2 separate regions of the Homo sapiens genome follow, and region 2 is linked to region 1. A link is a loop called in an ENCODE intact Hi-C map of the cell type or tissue named here. Cell type or tissue: psoas muscle. All regions are shown on one strand. Links, peaks and the distances in the headings refer to the core of each region. The heading gives the core; the rest is flanking DNA.

The links. Peaks named below come from ENCODE experiments on the same cell type or tissue, not always from the same donor. Only the 100,000 strongest peaks of a DNase experiment are listed, where the experiment ranks them.
Region 2: it touches region 1 in a loop (1.8-fold over the local background); 2 of 110 quality-filtered maps call a loop at or near these places.

The regions. Positions count from the first base shown.
Region 1 is chr19:50,237,310-50,245,635 of GRCh38, forward strand. MYH14 (myosin heavy chain 14) reads left to right here. Exons shown (of 43, transcript NM_001145809.2): 11 at 6,933-7,028. Among named protein-coding and RNA genes, the nearest start is that of MYH14, 38 kb to the left of the region's middle. RefSeq lists an enhancer at 5,333-5,422 and a silencer at 7,403-7,697. In psoas muscle, for the core only: a CTCF peak has its summit at 398 (motif pointing right); a DNase peak (open chromatin) is centred at 3,879; H3K27ac peaks cover 2,511 bases.
Region 2 is chr19:50,290,373-50,298,698 of GRCh38, forward strand. MYH14 (myosin heavy chain 14) reads left to right here. Exons shown (of 43, transcript NM_001145809.2): 36 at 515-676; 37 at 1,889-2,017; 38 at 2,861-2,949; 39 at 3,192-3,315. Among named protein-coding and RNA genes, the nearest start is that of KCNC3, 35 kb to the right of the region's middle. RefSeq lists enhancers at 1,432-1,960, 1,961-2,488. In psoas muscle, for the core only: no CTCF peak of the experiment used is centred there; no DNase peak of the experiment used is centred there.

The sequences.
Region 1 (8,326 bases), core at 223-8,222:
CCAACTCAGGTGTGAACATTTTTTTTTTTTTTTGAGACAGAGTCTCGTTCTGTCACCTGGGGTTGGAGTGCAGTGGCACGATCTCGACTCACTGCAACTTCCACCTCCCGGGTTCAAACAATTCTCCTACCTCAGCCTCCTGAGTAGCTGGGATTACAGGCATGTGCCACCACACCCGCTAACTTTTTTTGTATTTTTAGTAGAGGCAGGGTTTCACCGTGTTGGCCAGGCTGGTCTCGAACTCCTGACCTCAAGTGATCCACCCGCCTCCGCCTCCCAAAATGCTGGGATTACAGGCGTGAGCCACCGCACCCGGCCATGAGCATTTTTTAAATTGCAGAGAATCTACCTCGTCGCTGTCCACAGGGTGGCGCTAGTTTCCAGTTCCTCCAGCATATACCTGGAGCACCTGTGTCCCCACCTGCACCCAGCAACGATGGCTGGAGCTTTTTTGTCTTTGCTGATGTGGCAGATGAATGAGCTCTCATTACAGTTTCATTCTGTGTTTTGCTTACAAGGAGTGGAGTTAGTCACCTTTTCACAGACTTTTTTTGACAAGAGACAGAGGGTCAGGGAGGTGGGGTGTCCTGTCCTAGGACTCACCCCAATTCAAGAGGAGGAGGCAAAGCCATGGTGGAAACGTCTGACCCCAAAGCCAGCCCATGATCCAGAGAGAGAGGTGGACACCTCAGTGTCACCCACAGGGAGCCCAAGGCAGAAAGCATTTGGGGCCAATCAAGGCAGGGTGTCTGTCCATCTCCTTCCCCATTTTACATCTCTGCCTGCCACCCCTTGGCACCATAAATGCCATGCTGAGAGGTTGAGCAGGTAGCCTGGGACACAGGGAGGCATGCCAGCCTCTCACATGAGGCATCCGCAGGCTGGGCTTGCTAGTGATGGGCGAGTCTGATGTCAGCAACAAGAGCTGACTGCCAGGTCCTCAGGGCATCAGATGCGCCCTGGGGCCTGGCACAAACACAGCTTCCTAAGCCAACTGCAAGAGGCCATTTTAAAGGCCATTGATGGAAGCCAGGTCTGGACGGGGTCTAAGCTGATGTTAAGGAATGATCATTAAGTTTGCTGGGCCAGATGCACTGTGGGTCTGTAAGGATGTGTCCTTCTTTATTTATCTTTTTTATTTTTTATTTTTTTTGAGATGGAGTCTAGCGCTCTGTTGCCCAGGCTGGAGCAGAGTGCGGTGGTGTGATCTCAGCTTACTCCAACCTCCACCTCCCTGGTTCAAGCAATTCTCCCATTTCAGCCTCCCGAGCAGCTGAGATTATAGGCGCTCGCCACCACACCCAGCTTATATTTTGCATTTTTGGTAGAGTCGGGGTTCACCATGTTGGCCAGGCTGGTCTCGAACTCCTGACCTCAAGTGATCCCCTTGCCTTGGCCTCCCAAAGTGCTGGGATTACAGGTGTGAGCCACCACGACTGGCCTAGGATCCTTCATTTAATCACATCTGCAAAGTCCCTTTTGCCATGGAAGGTCACATTCACAGGTCCCAGGGATTAGGTTATGGGTATCTTTGGGGTCTGTTATTCATCCTCCCACCTCCTCTGAAAACATCAGCATGTATTTCCTACGAACATTCCTTTATACAACCACAGACCAGCAGTGTCACCAGGAAATCGAGTTCAGCACAGCACTGTTATCCAGTCCACAGACCTTAGGCCAGTTGTCCCCCAACCTCCAAAAAAAAACAAAAAAAATTCTCTCTTGCGCATGATGGAGTCTCACTCTGTCCCCCAGGCTGGAGTACAGTGGCGCGATCTCAGCTCACTGCAACCTCCGCCCCCCAGATTCAAGCAATTCTCCTGCCTCAGCCTCCTGAGTAGCTGGAATTACAGGCATGCGCCGCCACACCCAGCTGATTTTGTATTTTTAGCAGAGACGGGGTTTCTCCATGTTGGTCAGGCTGGTCTCGAACTCCTGACCTCAGGTGAACCGCCTGCCTCGGCCTCCCGAAGTGCTGCGATTACAGGCGTGAGCCACCGTGCCCAGCCCTCTTGCTCTCTTTTTTTCCTGGTCATCCATCTCTTTACTCTCCTTCAGTCTGAAACTCTTCCTGAGTCTTTCTTTATCATTCATGGTTTTGACACTTGGGAAGATTACAGACTGGTTGTTTCATCTGTATCTGGGTCTGTTTCCCTGCAATTACATTCTAGTTACACGTTTTTGGCGGGAGTATTCCAGAAGAAATGCTGACCTCCCACCCCCACTCACACACACCTTTTTCTTTTTCTTCTTTTTTTGAGACAGTGTCTCACTCTGTCACCCAGGTTGGAGTGCAGTGGCCCGATCTCCGCTCACTGCAAGCTCCGCCTCCCCGGTTCATGCCATTCTCCTGCCTCAGCCTCCAGAGTAGCTGGGACTACAGGTGCCTGCCACCACGCCTAGCTAATTTTTTGTATTTTTAGTAGAGACAAGGTTTCACTGTGTTAGCCAGGATGGTCTCGATCTCTTGACCTCGTGATCTGCCCGCCTCAGCCTCCCAAAGTGCTGGGATTACAGGCGTGAGCCACCGCGCCCGGCCACACACACCTTTTTCTAAGCCACCTTTGTGTAGAAGTACAGTATACACACCAATAAAAGGAGCACAGGCCCTTGGCATCCAGCCTGGGGGAGTTTTGGGAGGGAACACCCTGTATATCCAGCACCCAGGAGCCCCCCATGTCCCTTCCCACCACCAGCACCCCCTCAAGGTAACCATTATTCCGACTTCTAAGAGCATGGAGTTGTGTTGCCTCTTCTTGGATTTGGTACAAATAGAATCACACGGTGTGCAGTTTCTCACCTGGCTTCTGTCACTCAGCCGTGTGTTTGTGACATTCATCCATGTCCAGTGAGGGAAGGGGGCTTTGGAGAGGCCAGTTCCACAGACACATTCACTTTGTAAACGTTCCTGGAGCTGGATGTCTATAGTATGTGTCCTTTTCTGTATGTGTGCTGCGCATATGTATTTACATTCATAAACCTATGCTACGCCGGCACGGTGGCTTATGCCTGTAATCCCAGCACTTTGGGAGGCTGAGTTAGGAGAATCGCTTGAGCCGGGGAATTTGAGACCAACTTGGGCAACATGCCAAGATCCCATCTGGACAAAACATTTTTTTAAATTAGCTGGGCATGGTGGTGAGCATCTGTAGTCCAGCTACTCAGAAGGCTGTGGTGAGAGGATCGCTTGAGCCCAGGAAGTTGAGGCTGCAGTAAGCTATGATCACACCACACCACTGCACTCCAGCCTGGGCAACAGAGCAAGACTCTGTCTCTTTAAAAAAAAATCTATGCTAAAATGAAAAAGGAAAATGGAAGCACAGAAATTAAAAGCACTGCCTCCCAGGCCAGGCACAGTGGCTCATGCCTGTAATCCCAACACTTTGGGAGGCCAAGTGAGGAGGACTTCTTGAGGCCAGGAGTTGGAGACCAGCCTGGGCAACAGAATGAGATCTCATCTCTATTAAAAAAATAAAATAAAATAAAAAAATAAAAACAGAAAAACAAACAAAAAAACCCAAAAAAACAACCACAGACTGCCCTGGTTTGAATCCCAGCTCTGCCAGCCTATGTGAGCTGGGTGATCTTGGGTGAGTTGATTGAGTGCCTCAGTTACCCTATCTGTAACATGGGAAGCATAGAAGGACCTGCCTTGTTCAGTGGTTATGAAGGGTACCTGAAGTCATTTGTAAGTGTTTGGAACAGGTTGTGGTATGGAGGAAGTGAAAAATAAATCAAGGTCCATTTCAGTGCACAAATGGTACAAACTGTTCTAGAATGAATGGTTGACCAGGCGGCTGAGGGGTTGCACTGACCTATGGCCCCACCATGAAAGCATCAGATGCAGCCAGGCTTGGTGACTCATGCCTGTAATCCCAGCACTTTAGGAGGCCCAGGCGGGCGGATCACGAGGTCAAGAGATTGAGACCATCCTGGCCAACACGATGAAACCCCGTCTCTACTAAAAATACAAAAATTAGCTGGGCGTGTTGGCATGTGCCTGTAGTCCCAGCTACTTGGGAGGCTGAGGCGGGAGAATCACTTGAACCCAGGAGGCAGAGGTTGAAGTGAGCCAAGATTGTGCCACTGCACTCCAGCCTGATGACACAGCAAGACTCTATCTCAAAAGAAAAAAAAAAGAAAAAGCATCAGATGCAAACACAAACACAGCCTCACCTGCTGTCCCCTTGACTCAAACACCACACACAGCTCTGCTGTCAGGGGAGAGTGTTCTGAAAAGGTGATCAATTTTGATTGAGTCCTGAGCAAAGCAAAGAACAGCCTTCTCTGGGATTTACACAGTGGCTGTCCTCCTGGAAAATTCACTGTATATTAATTTTTTTTTTTTTTGAGGCAGGGTCTCTCTCTCATTGCCCAGGCTTGAGTGCAGTGGTGCAATCATGGCTCACTGCAGCCTCGACTTTCCAGGCTCAGGTGATCCTCCTACCTCAGCCTCCCGAGTAGCTGGGACCACAGGCATCCACCACCATGGCCACCTAATTTTTTGTATTTTTAGTAGAGACAGGTTTTCACTATGTTGCCCAAGCTGATCTCAAACTCCTGGACTCAAATGATCTTCCCGCCTTTGCCCTCCCAAAGTGCTGGGATTACGGGCGTGAGCCCGTACCACCACCACCACACCGCACCAAGCCTCACTGTGTATTAAAACCAAGCACAAAACACTGCTGTATTTATACGTAAAACTGTTGGGAATTTGTTGCAGATAATTACAAACCATGACTTCATGGACGCAAATGTCCAGGGGGCCATTTTTCAGAAGCCATGTGGGCTGTAGAAACCGTCCGCATCCAAGTGGACTGCCTAGTCCTGGTGACGTCCAGAAACACCCGACCCCTCCACAAGTTCCTGAGACATATTCTAGGGGGCAGCACTACCCACTTCCAATGCACTTTCTAGAACTCTGCACAGCCTACTCGCCAAATCTATTTGTAACCCCCAATTCAAGGTCCATTTCTGTATTAGTCATGCTGCTGATAAAGACATACCCAAGACTGGGTAATTTATAAAGTAAAAGAGGTTTAACAGACTCACAGTTCCACGTGGCTGGGGTGGCCTCCACAATCATGGCAGAAGGCAAAAGGCACATCTTACATGGTGGCAGGCAAGACAGAATGAGAGCCAAGCAAAAGGGGTTTCCACTTATAAAACCTCAGATCTCGTGAGACTTATTCACTACCACGAGAACAGTATGGGGGAAACAGCCCCCAAGATTCAGTTACCTCCCACTGGGTCCCTCGCACAACACATGGGAATTATGGGAGCTACAATTTCAAGATGAGATTTGGCTGGGGACACAGCCAAACCATATCAATTTCGATCCACAAATCGTGAAAACTGTTCTACAATGAACAGCTGATGATGTGGCTGAGGGATTGCATTGGTGCATAGCATCACCATGAAATCAGTACTCCTGGTGTGTTCGTGGTCATTTACGGTCCTGCGTAGAATGGAGGAAAATTTGAGTCACCGAGTGCACACTCAGCTCACATCAGACAGGGGTGGTGTTCTGCCTTCTGGTTTCAGTTCTCATACTGTACAGTGTCCTTTCCTAAATAGTGCCATGTTAGTCACAAATTTGCACTTTTTGCTGGTGATTGCACTGTCTCAAATGTCCCCTGAGCACAGTGCTGATGTGCTGTCTGGCATCCCCAAACACAAGAAGGCTGCCATGTGGCTTTGGAGAAATGATAAAATACGTGTGTGAGATCAGCTTCCTCCAGGTGCGAGTTACGGTGCTGTTGGCCTCGAGTTCTGTGCGAATGAGTCAGTAGTATATTAAATAAGGTGTCTCTAAAACAAAATGCACATAAAACAAGGTGACGAGGCTGGGTGCAGTGGCTCACACCTGTAATCTCAGCACTTTGGGAGGCCGAGGCGGGTGGATCATCTGAGGTCAGGAATTCAAGACCAGCCTGGCCAACATGGCGAAACCCCATCTCTACTAAAAATACAAAAATTAGCCGGGTGTGGTGGTGTGCACCAGTAATCCCAGCTACTTGGGAGGGTGAGGCAGGAGAATCGCTTGAAGTTGGGAGGTGGAGGTTGCAGTGAGCCGATATGGCACCACTGCACTCCAGCCTGGGTGACAAGAATGAGACTCCGTCTCAAAAAAAAAAACAAGGTGACTTATTGATCGGTTGGTGAAAATGTGACCAGAGGTGGTGGTACACACCCGTGGTCTCAGCCACTCTGGGGGCTGAGGCAGGAGGATCACTTGAGCCCAAGAGGTCAAGGCTGCAGTGAGCTATGATCGTGCCACTGCATACCTGCCTGGGCAACAGAGCAAGACCCCATTCAAAATAATTTTTTAAGAAAGAACATGACCAGTGCAAGTCACAAGAATCGACTATACTTTATATTTCCTCCCTTTTGCACATAGATAGCAGTAAGCCACACACAGCATTGTTTGTTTGCCTCCTGTTTTTCACTCATTGTGGTAGAAGTCTTTCCATATCACTGTAGACCTTCTTCATTCATTTCCCTAAGTCCTTTTAAATTCTACTTGCATTGTTTTACAAAATACACAACGTAAGCAGACACTGTTTAAGTATCATAGCGATAGGGCAAGCCTCAGATATAATAAACTCAACCGGAATTCACCGATCTGTTCACATATTTCAAGGCCTGCCCAGTGTCAAAGATGGATTCTTTTTTTTTTTTTTGAGATGGAGTCTTGCTGTGTTGCTCAGGCTGGTCTCAAACTCCTGGGCTCAAGTGATCCTCCCGCCTCGGCCTCCCAGAGTGCTGGGATTACAGGTGTGAGCTATCACGCCCATCCCACAAGTAGATTTTAAGCTGAGGGGTGGTGATATAATTTGCCTTAAGCTTTTTAAGTTACATGTTTAAGGGGCCAGTTAAGACCACACATCGGGGTCCAGAGCCACACGTGACCTCTGTCCTTGCGTCCCCAGCCATGCTGCGGATGGTCTCAGCAGTTCTCCAGTTTGGCAACATTGCCTTGAAGAGAGAACGGAACACCGATCAAGCCACCATGCCTGACAACACAGGTACTGCCCCCGGCCTGCCTGCCCACGACCTCCAGCCCCCGCCCAGGTGGTGCCCAGCCCTCCTGCACCCCTGTCCCACGTAGAGAGCATCCCCCTTCCAGCCACACCTGTCTCCAACCCAGGATCACTCTGATTTCCTGCATTTTTTTTTTTTTTTTTTTTTTGAGATGGAGTCTCGCTCTGTCACCCAGGCTGGAGTGCAGTGGCGTGATCTCAGCTCACTGCAAGCTCCGCCTCCCGGGTTCACACCATTCTCCTGCCTCAGCCTCCTGAGTAGCTGGGACTACAGGCGCCCGCCACCACGCCCGGCTAATTGTTTGTATTTTTAGTAGAGACGGAGTGTCACCGTGTTAACCAGGATGGTCTCGATCTCATGACCTCGTGATCTGCCCACCTCGGCCTCCCAAAGTGCTGGGATTACAGGCCTGAGCCACCGTGCCTGGCCGATTTCCTGCTTTTTGCTGAGTCTTTGCCAAAATAACATCAACCACTCTTTTCCTGATTCTAAAAGCGTGAGCTCTGCTGAAAGTGAACCGCACCAGCACGACAGTGGGGAACAGCAGGAGCCCATCCTCCCAGACCCCCTCTCCCCACAGGGAGCCACCATTAGCATTTGGCGTAGCTTCTCCAGCCTCTGCACTCTGCAGAGACACACTTCTTTTTGCCTTTCAAGAACAGAATTATAGTCAATATCCCTTACTTTAAACCAAAATAGAAATAGCTATGTCTCTTTATTATTATAAAATAATACAAGCTGGAAGGGGGAAAAATCTGGCATGACAGAAAAGTAGAAAGGAAGAGAGAAAATTACCCATAATCACCTGTAATCCCAGCACTTTGGGAGGCCAAGGCAGGCAGATCACTTGAGGCCATGAGTTCGAGACCAGCCTGGCCAACATGACAAAACTTCTTCTCTACTAAAAATACAAAAATTAACTGGGAATGGTGATGGGTGCCTGTAGTCCCAGCTGCTCAGGAGGCTGAGGCAGGAGAATTGCTTGAACCCAGGAGGCGGAGGTTGCAGTTGAGCCGAGATTGTGCCGCTGCACTCCAGCCTGGGCAACGGAGCAAGAATCTGTCTCCAAAAAAAAAAAAGAAGAAGAAAGAAAGAAAAAGAAGAAGAAAGAAAGAAAAAGAAAAAGAAAGACAATTACCCATAATCATATTCCCAGAGATAATTGCTGCTCACATTTTGGGATGTGTCTCTCTGGGCTTTGTTCTGTGTCTGTATCACTGTGGATATAGAGTGTCACAGAAATGGAATCGTGCTTCACCCCCTCTTCCCCTGGAGACAGCAA
Region 2 (8,326 bases), core at 254-8,253, 53 kb after region 1:
CCCATGTCTCCCCTCTACTAGGTGGTGAGGGGCAGGGGCAGCTCTGGGTGTCAGAAAGACCCCGCTGGAGCCATGTAGGCAACAGACTTGGGGTGGAGGGTGCTAGAAGCTGGGGAGGCAGGGAAGAGAGGTGAACAGGTGACCTAAGGCCAGGGGTCTCTGCAGGGTTTTGTCTCTGCTAGCCCCTTTGACTTAGACATGGCTGAGTGTCCAAGACTTGGCCCTGGGGGCACTGGGGAACCATGGGAGGGCTATGAGCAGGATCAGCTCTGGAGACGTGTTGGAATGGGCTGGAGGGGAGAGATGAGAGGCTAGAAAGGAGGCTTAGGTGAGATGGGGGACTGAGCTGGGGCAGTAGGGATAGAGAGGAGACCAAGTAAAGAGAGTCAGGGAGTGAGAGGAGCGGGGCTTGCAGCCTGGGCAGGAGCTCCAGGGCAGACATCCATGTCCCTAGCACACAGAGGGAGGCTGGGCTTCCTGTGTCTGACCCGGTCCCTCCTGACCTCCTCTCCAGCTGAGAGATGCAGAGGTGGAGCGGGATGAGGAGCGGAAGCAGCGCACTCTGGCCGTGGCTGCCCGCAAGAAGCTGGAGGGAGAGCTGGAGGAGCTGAAGGCTCAGATGGCCTCTGCCGGCCAGGGCAAGGAGGAGGCGGTGAAGCAGCTTCGCAAGATGCAGGTAAGAGCCGGCGTGAGCTGCAGGGAGGGGAGGCTTTGGTGTCTTCAAGCCCCAACCATCACTCCAGGGTCTAAGGCTAGCTCGGACCCCTCGCTCTCAACCCACAGGCAGCATCCGCATGGGTCAGCACCTTTATAAACATCCATGCCCCAGAGGCTGGCTTCCTTCTTCTTCTATTTTACATTTCTTTCATTTAAAATGCTGCACTTTTAAGTCAAATTTCCTCATTTTTTTGTTTGTTTCTTTGTTTGTTCAGTTGGTTTTTTTTTTTTTGAGACAGTCTCATTCTGTCACCCAGGCTGGAGTGCAGCGACGTGATCTCAGCTCACAGCAACTCTGCCTCCCAGGTTCAAGCAGTTCTCCTGCCTCAGCCTCCTGAGTAGCTGGGATTACAGGCGTGCGCCATAATTTTTGTATTTTTAGTAGAGACAAGGTTTTGCCATGTTGGCCAGGCTGGTCTCGATCTCTTGGCCTCAAGTGATCCACCCGCCCCCATGGTTTTGTTTTTGAAGTGAAAATACCATATGGTTTTTTGGCCAGACACAGTGGCTCACACCTGTAATCCCACCACTTTGGGAGGCCAAGATGGGCAGATCACCTGAGGTCAGGAGTTCAATACCAGCCTGGCCAATATGGTGAAACCCTGTTTCTACTAAAAATACAAGAATTAGCCAGGCATGGTGGCACGCACCTGTGGTCTCAGCTACTCAGGAGGCTGAGGCAGGAGAATTGCTTGAATCCGGGAGGCAGTGGTTGCAGTGAGTTGAGATCCCACCAGTGCACTCCAGCCTGGGTGACAGAGCGAGACTGTCTCAAAAAAGTAAAGATAGAAATAAAATAAATAAATCAACAGTAGGCAAACTGAGGCTCAGAGAGGGGCAGTGGCTGGCTCACAGTCACCCAGCAAGGATATGGCCAAGTTGTAATTCAAACCCATGTCTATCTAACTTGAAGCCAGGCTCCATCAGGCTTCCAGCTGCCTTCTAGTTCTCAGCCAGGTCAACCTCCTCCCTTGAGGACCAGAGTGGGAGAGGCTGGCTCAGGGTCACACAGCAAGTGGCTTTATACACAGGAGCCCAGGTCTGCAGGGTTCGGAGAGTTCCCTGCTTGTTCACGGGAGCTGAGGAGCCCCGTCGGTCTGGCAAGGGGGTGGAGGAGTTCCCTGTGCTGTGTGGCCAGGCTGAGCCCATCTACCTATTCCGTTCCACCCAGGCCCAGATGAAGGAGCTATGGCGGGAGGTGGAGGAGACACGCACCTCCCGGGAGGAGATCTTCTCCCAGAATCGGGAAAGTGAAAAGCGCCTCAAGGGCCTGGAGGCTGAGGTGCTGCGGCTGCAGGAGGTGAGGCTGGGGTAGGCTGGGCCCTGGGACAGGAAGCTGGGAGGTGGGCAAGGCTAACCTTGAGGTCCCTGGATGTGAAGCTGGGGAGGTGGGCGGGGCTAACCACAGGGTCCCTGGATGTGAAGCTGGGGAGGTGGGCGGGGCTAACCACAGGGTCCCTGGATGTGAAGCTGGGGAGGTGGGCGGGGCTAACCACAGGGTCCCAGGGTGTAAGGCTCGGGAGGTGGGTGTGTCTTACCATGTGGCCTGCAATGCCAGCCTAAGAGCAGGGATTTTGTCTTAGGGCACTAGGGAGCCATGGAAAGATCCAGAACAGAGGATGGGCAGGGTCAGCTCTGTAGCAGTTGAACTGGAGTGGGGAGATTGGAGTCACAAAGGCTGTGGGAGTGGGAGTGGGAGAGGGGAGAGAGAGAGAGATTGAGAAAGAGAGAGAGAACCCTGAGCCAGGGCCAAGGGGATGCAGAGGACGGAGAAGGCAGTCAGAAGGCAGGAGGGAGAAGGCTATGGTGAGGGGGGCCGGAGGAGGGGAGGAGAGCACTGGGGGTCTGGCCCGGTGATTGGGGGACCCTGGAGGAGAGGCAGGTTTGAGAGGAGGACCTGTGTGCAGTAAAAGGTGGAGAGGGTGAGGGGCCTGGGGGTTGGGCTGCAAGAGGTGAGCACAGGTCAGGGGCTCAGGAGACAGATTTAGGAGACATCTGTAGGTTGCAGCTCATTCCAGGGTTACCCAGGGACAGCATGAGAAAAAAGCCAAGAGCCTTGAGGTGTGAGGGACAGAGAAAGGGGTGAGACCCGTGCCCAGATTGCTTCTCCTCACACCCACCGGCCACCCCTCCATCATCACAGGAACTGGCCGCCTCGGACCGTGCTCGGCGGCAGGCCCAGCAGGACCGGGATGAGATGGCAGATGAGGTGGCCAATGGTAACCTTAGCAAGTAAGTGCCCCAAGGGTCTGAAGGCTGAGGTACTGCGTCTGCAGGAGGTGAAGCTGGGGTAGGCTGGAGGTGGCTGGGCTCTGGGACAGGAAACTGGGAGGTGGGCGGGGTTAACCTCGGGGCCCCTGGGGTGTGAGGCTGGGGAGATGCGTGGGGCTAACCACAGGGTCCTGTAGTGTGAGGCAAGGCACCCTCCTCTGACCATCCTGTCCTTTCATCCCCACGCCTTCCTGTCTCCCTAGGGCAGCCATTCTGGAGGAGAAGCGTCAGCTGGAGGGGCGCCTGGGGCAGTTGGAGGAAGAGCTGGAGGAGGAGCAGAGCAACTCGGAGCTGCTCAATGACCGCTACCGCAAGCTGCTCCTGCAGGTGAGCGTGATTGACCGCCCCCACCAGCCTCAGTCCCCATTGACCTGGGACCGTAACCTTCAGTCCTCTTATTCAACAAATATAGAAAGGGGATATTTGAGTTGGGTTTTGAAGGTTGAATAGGAGTTCTTAAAAGGGTTGAAAGGCATGATTCACTTGTATTTCTGAGGGGTTTCTTCAGGGCTAAATCCAAAGATGAATTATGTGGGGAAACAGACATGGGCCAGCAAGTGTGATCATGGAAGTCTCCTGGGCCCAGTAGAGAGAGAGAAAAGACTTTCTGCAGGAGTCATAAGAAAACATTTGGAAAAAGAGACATTTGGCTGGGGGTTTTAAAGCATAAGTTGGAGTTCAGCAGAGGGAGAAAAGCATGTTTTCCTTTGCATATTTATTTATAAATATTTTCTGAGGATTCCGGTGGCCCAGATCCTATTCCGGGTTATGCTGGGGACCTGGAGATGGTTAATACTAAGCCTCTGCCCTCAAACACGTCTTAGTCTAAAGGAGGAAATAGACCATCCCAATACAGAGATACAAGTGAAAATGGAGGAAACACGGGCACTGTGGGAACCTAGAAGGGACTACCAACCTAGCCTGGAGGATAGAGGCCATCAGAGAAGGCTTCCTGGTGGAGGTGATGCCTTGAGAGATCTTAAAGGAAGTGTAAGAGTTTGCCAAGAAGACAACAGAGTGATGGGATTTCCAAGGACAAACCAATGTCTGCATTCTTCATTAGTTTTTTTCTAATTTTTTTTTTTTTTTTTTGAGGTGGAGTCTCCCTCTGTTGCCCAAGCTGGAGTGCAGTGGTGCTATCTCGGCTCACTGCAACCTCTGCCTCCCAGGTTCAAGCGATTCTCCTGATTCTCCAATTTTCTCTACAAAATATTTAAAAATTAGCCAGGTGCAGTGGTGCATGCCTGTAGTCCAACTACCTGGGAGGCTGAGGAGGGAGGATCGCTTCAGCCTGGGAGATTGAGGCTGCAGTGAGCTATGATTGTGTCACTGCACTCCAGCCTGGGTGACTGGATGACAGAGTGAGACCCTGTCTCAAAAAAAAAAGGTAATAATTATATGCTCAACAGTTATGTGTAGTAAGACTACTTTTTAAATGGAGAGAATGGGGAAAATATGCAAAATGTTTTAACCTACTTTAATTGATGGTGATAGTATTAGCACTGTTTTTCTGAGACATTGAGTTTATAATGTGGGATAAAGTAAATGATCAAAGATGGGATACTATGTCATCTACTACGTCCTTGACATCAGGGTACTCAGCACCAAAGAACCTTGATATAGTTGTCCTAGAGAAGAGATTAAGTTTTTTTTTTTTTTTTTTTTTAAAAACAGGCCAGGTGTGGCCGGGCGCGGTGGCTCACGCCTGTAATCCCAGAACTTTGGGAGGCCGAGGCGGGCAGATCACGAGGTCAGGAGATCAAGACCATCCTGGCTAACACAGTGAAACCCCGTCTCTACTAAAAATACAAAAAATTAGCCGGGCATGGTGGCATGTACCTGTAGTCCCAGCTACTCGGGAGGCTGAGGCAGGAGAATGGCATGAACCCGGGAGGCAGAGCTTGCAGTAAGCCGAGATCGCACCACTGCACTCCAGCCTGGGCGACAGAGCAAGACTCCATCTCAAAACAAAAAACAAAAAAACAAAACAAAAAAAACAGGCCAGGTATGGTGGCTCATGCCTGTAATCTCAGCACTTTGGGAGGCCAAGGTGGAAGGATCGCTTGAGCCCAGGTGTTTGAGACCAGCCTGGGCAACACAGTGAGACCCCATCTCTACAAAAAATATATGTGAAATAAAAAGAGAAAAGAAATTACGTTTAGTGGGGCGCAGTGGGTCACGCCTGGAATCCCAGCACTTTTGGTGGATTGCTTTTAGCGTAGGAGCTCCAGACCAGCTTGGATGACATGGCAAAACTCCATCCCTACACAAAATTGAAAAATTAGCTGGGTGTGGTGGTGCACACCTATAGTCCCAGCTACCCAGGAGGCTGAGTTGGGAGGATCACCTGAGCCCAGGGAGGTCGAAGCTGCAGTGAGCCATGATTGCACCACTGCACTCCAGCCTGGGCAACATAGTGAGACCCTGTCTCAAAAAGAAAAGTGATAAATTATGTTTAAAAAATAGTTTAAGCCAGGCGCAGTGGCTCATGCCTATAATCCTAGCACTTTGGGAGGCTGAGGCGGGTAGATCATGAGGTCAGGAGTTCAAGACCAGCCTGGCCAACATGGTGAAACCCCGTCTCTACTAAAAATACAAAAACTAGCCAGGCGTGATGGCGGGCACCTGTAGTCCAGCTACTCGGGAGGCTGGGGCAGAGAATTGCTTGAACCCAGGAGGCGGAGGTTGCAGTGATCTGAGATCGTGCCACTACACTCCAGCCTGGGTGACAGAGCGAGACTTTGTCTCAAAAAAAAAAAAAAAGTTTAAAAACAAAACTAAGCAAACCCCTGTAGTTCTCAATTTGACTTCATCATATTCACGTGAACTGGTGATGTATTTTATACAGATCCAGTCTCTCTGACCACCCAAAAGGCCTAGAAACAGGGAACCCAGTAGCAATGAGTATCCCTATATCCACGTTGTGATCTGGAAATGCTGTTTCCCTCTAAAAGAAACTGGGGCTGGCTGGGCGCAGTGGCTCACACCTGTAATCCTAGCTCCTTGGAAGGCTAAGGCAGGAGGATTGCTTGAGCCCAGGAGTTTGAGACCAGCCTGAGCAACCCAGTAAGACCCCGTCTCTACAAAAAAAAAAATTAGCCAGGTGCGATGGCGGGCACGCCTGCGGCCCCAGCTACTCTGAGGGCTGAGGTAGGAGGATTGCCTGGATCCGGGAAGCAGAGGTTGTAGTGAGCCAGAATTGTGCCACTCCACTCCAGCCTGGGCAACAGAGTGAGACCCTGTCTCAAAAAAAAGAAAAAGAAAAGAAGAGAAATGAAACTGGAGCTTCTTCCGAAGTGGCTGATTCCAGATCTGGAGCAGGCAATGAACAAGAGTAACCCAGAACATTTTGCGATACCCATTAGCAGGAAAGATAGTATAGTTATGTCAAGAGCACGTAGAAGTCAACGTGAAGAGCCTCGCGCTGGCCCAAAGTGGGGCAAGTTGAGCTTCAATGAGGAAAATAATTGCAACTGATTTAATCCCTTGAAATCTGTTTAAATTCAACAGCAACGTTTTAAAAAAATATTAATTAGTTGCTGTGTTAGTTCCCTAGGGCCACCATAATGAATTACCACAAACACAGTAGCTTAAAGCAACAGGAATGTATTCTCTCTGTTTTTTTTTGTTTGTTTGTTTGTTTGAGATGGAGTCTCGCTCTGTCACCCAGACTGGAGTGCCGTGGTGTGATCTTGGCTCACTGCAACCTCTGCCTCCCGGATTCAAGTGATTCTCCTGCCTCAGCCTCCCAAGTAGCTGGGACTACAAGCATGCACCACCATGCCTGGCTAATATTTGTATTTTTAATAGGGAGGGGGTTTCACCATGTTGGCCAGGCTGCTCTCAAACTCCTGACCTCGTGATCCGCCCGCCTCGGCCTCCCAAAGTGCTGGGATTACAGACGTGAGCCACCGCGCCCGGCCAGGAATGTATTCTCTCGTGGTCCTGGAGGCCAGAGGTCTGAAATCAAGGTGTGGGCAGGGTTGGTTCCTCTTGTTCATGCCTCTCCCCTGGCTTCCCGTGGGTGCTGGCAGTCCCTGCTGTTTCTTCATCTGTAGATGTGTCATTGCAATCTCTGCCTTTAACTTTACAAGGCATTTTCCCATCTTTGTGGCTCTGTCTCATCTCCTCTTTTTTTTTTTTTTTTTTTTTTTGAGACAGAGTCTCGCTCTTGTCGCCTAGGCTGGAGTGCAATGGGCTGATCTTAGCTCACTGCAACCTTCACCTCCCGGGTTCAAGCGATTCTCCTGCCTCAACCTCCCGAGTAGCTGGATTACAGGCGCCCACCACCACATCTGGCTAATTTTTTTTGTATTTTTAGTAGTGATGGCATTTCACCATGTTGGCCAGGCTGGTCTCGAACTCCTGATGTCAGGTGATCCGCTGCCTCAGCCTCCCAAATTGCTGGGATTACAGGTGTGAGCCACCATTGCCTGGCCCTCATCTCCTCTTAAAAGGACACCAGCCGTATCAGATTTGAGGCCCACCCTAATCCAGTGTGACCTCGCGTTAATCAATTACAACTGCAAAGATCCTATTTCCAACTAAGGTCACATTCCGAGGTTCTGAGTGGACATGAATTTTGCGTGGGAGTCTATTCACCCCATGGGTGCATGGGGAGGGCATGGGGGAGGGGCATGGAGCTTCCGTGCCCTCCTGGGAGCGCCACCCTCCAGGTACTGCACATGTTCAGCTTCCAGAAGCTGCCCAAACCCTGTCCTCTTGGGCCTTTTATGGAGACGTCACTGGATAGGTGTGATTAACAACCACGTAGAAATGTGATTGGACAAAAAGGGTCCGATCTAAACCCAGCGAGGCCTGTCTGTTCAGATTCTTCCTGGCTTCTCTATGCAGCATTCCTTCCCCCTCTGAAATGAGGGTCCTGTGATCCACAGTCAGGTTAGAGTTTCTGCCTTGTGCAGGTGAAAGAGGGGGCAGGAGGAGGTTAGAGAGAGAGGTTCTGTTTACTCTAAAAGGGCTATGCAAATTATGATCAAGGAACCATGGACAAAACCCAACACACACACAAACACACACACATACACACACACACACATGCACACATGAAGTATATACGCAAAGCAATATCACAGGTACAAATTCCCTTGAAAATTCACAAATAAGGCCAAGCGCGGTGGCTCACACCTGTAATCCCAGCACTCTGGGAGGCCGAGGCTGGCAGGAGTTCAAGATCAGCCTGACCAATATGGTGAACCCCTGTCTCTACTAAAAATACAAAAATTAGCCAGGCGTGGTGGCGGGTGCCTGTAGTCCCAGCTACTCAGCAGGGTGAGGCAGAAGAATAGCTTGAACCCAGGAGGCAGAGGTTACAGTGAGC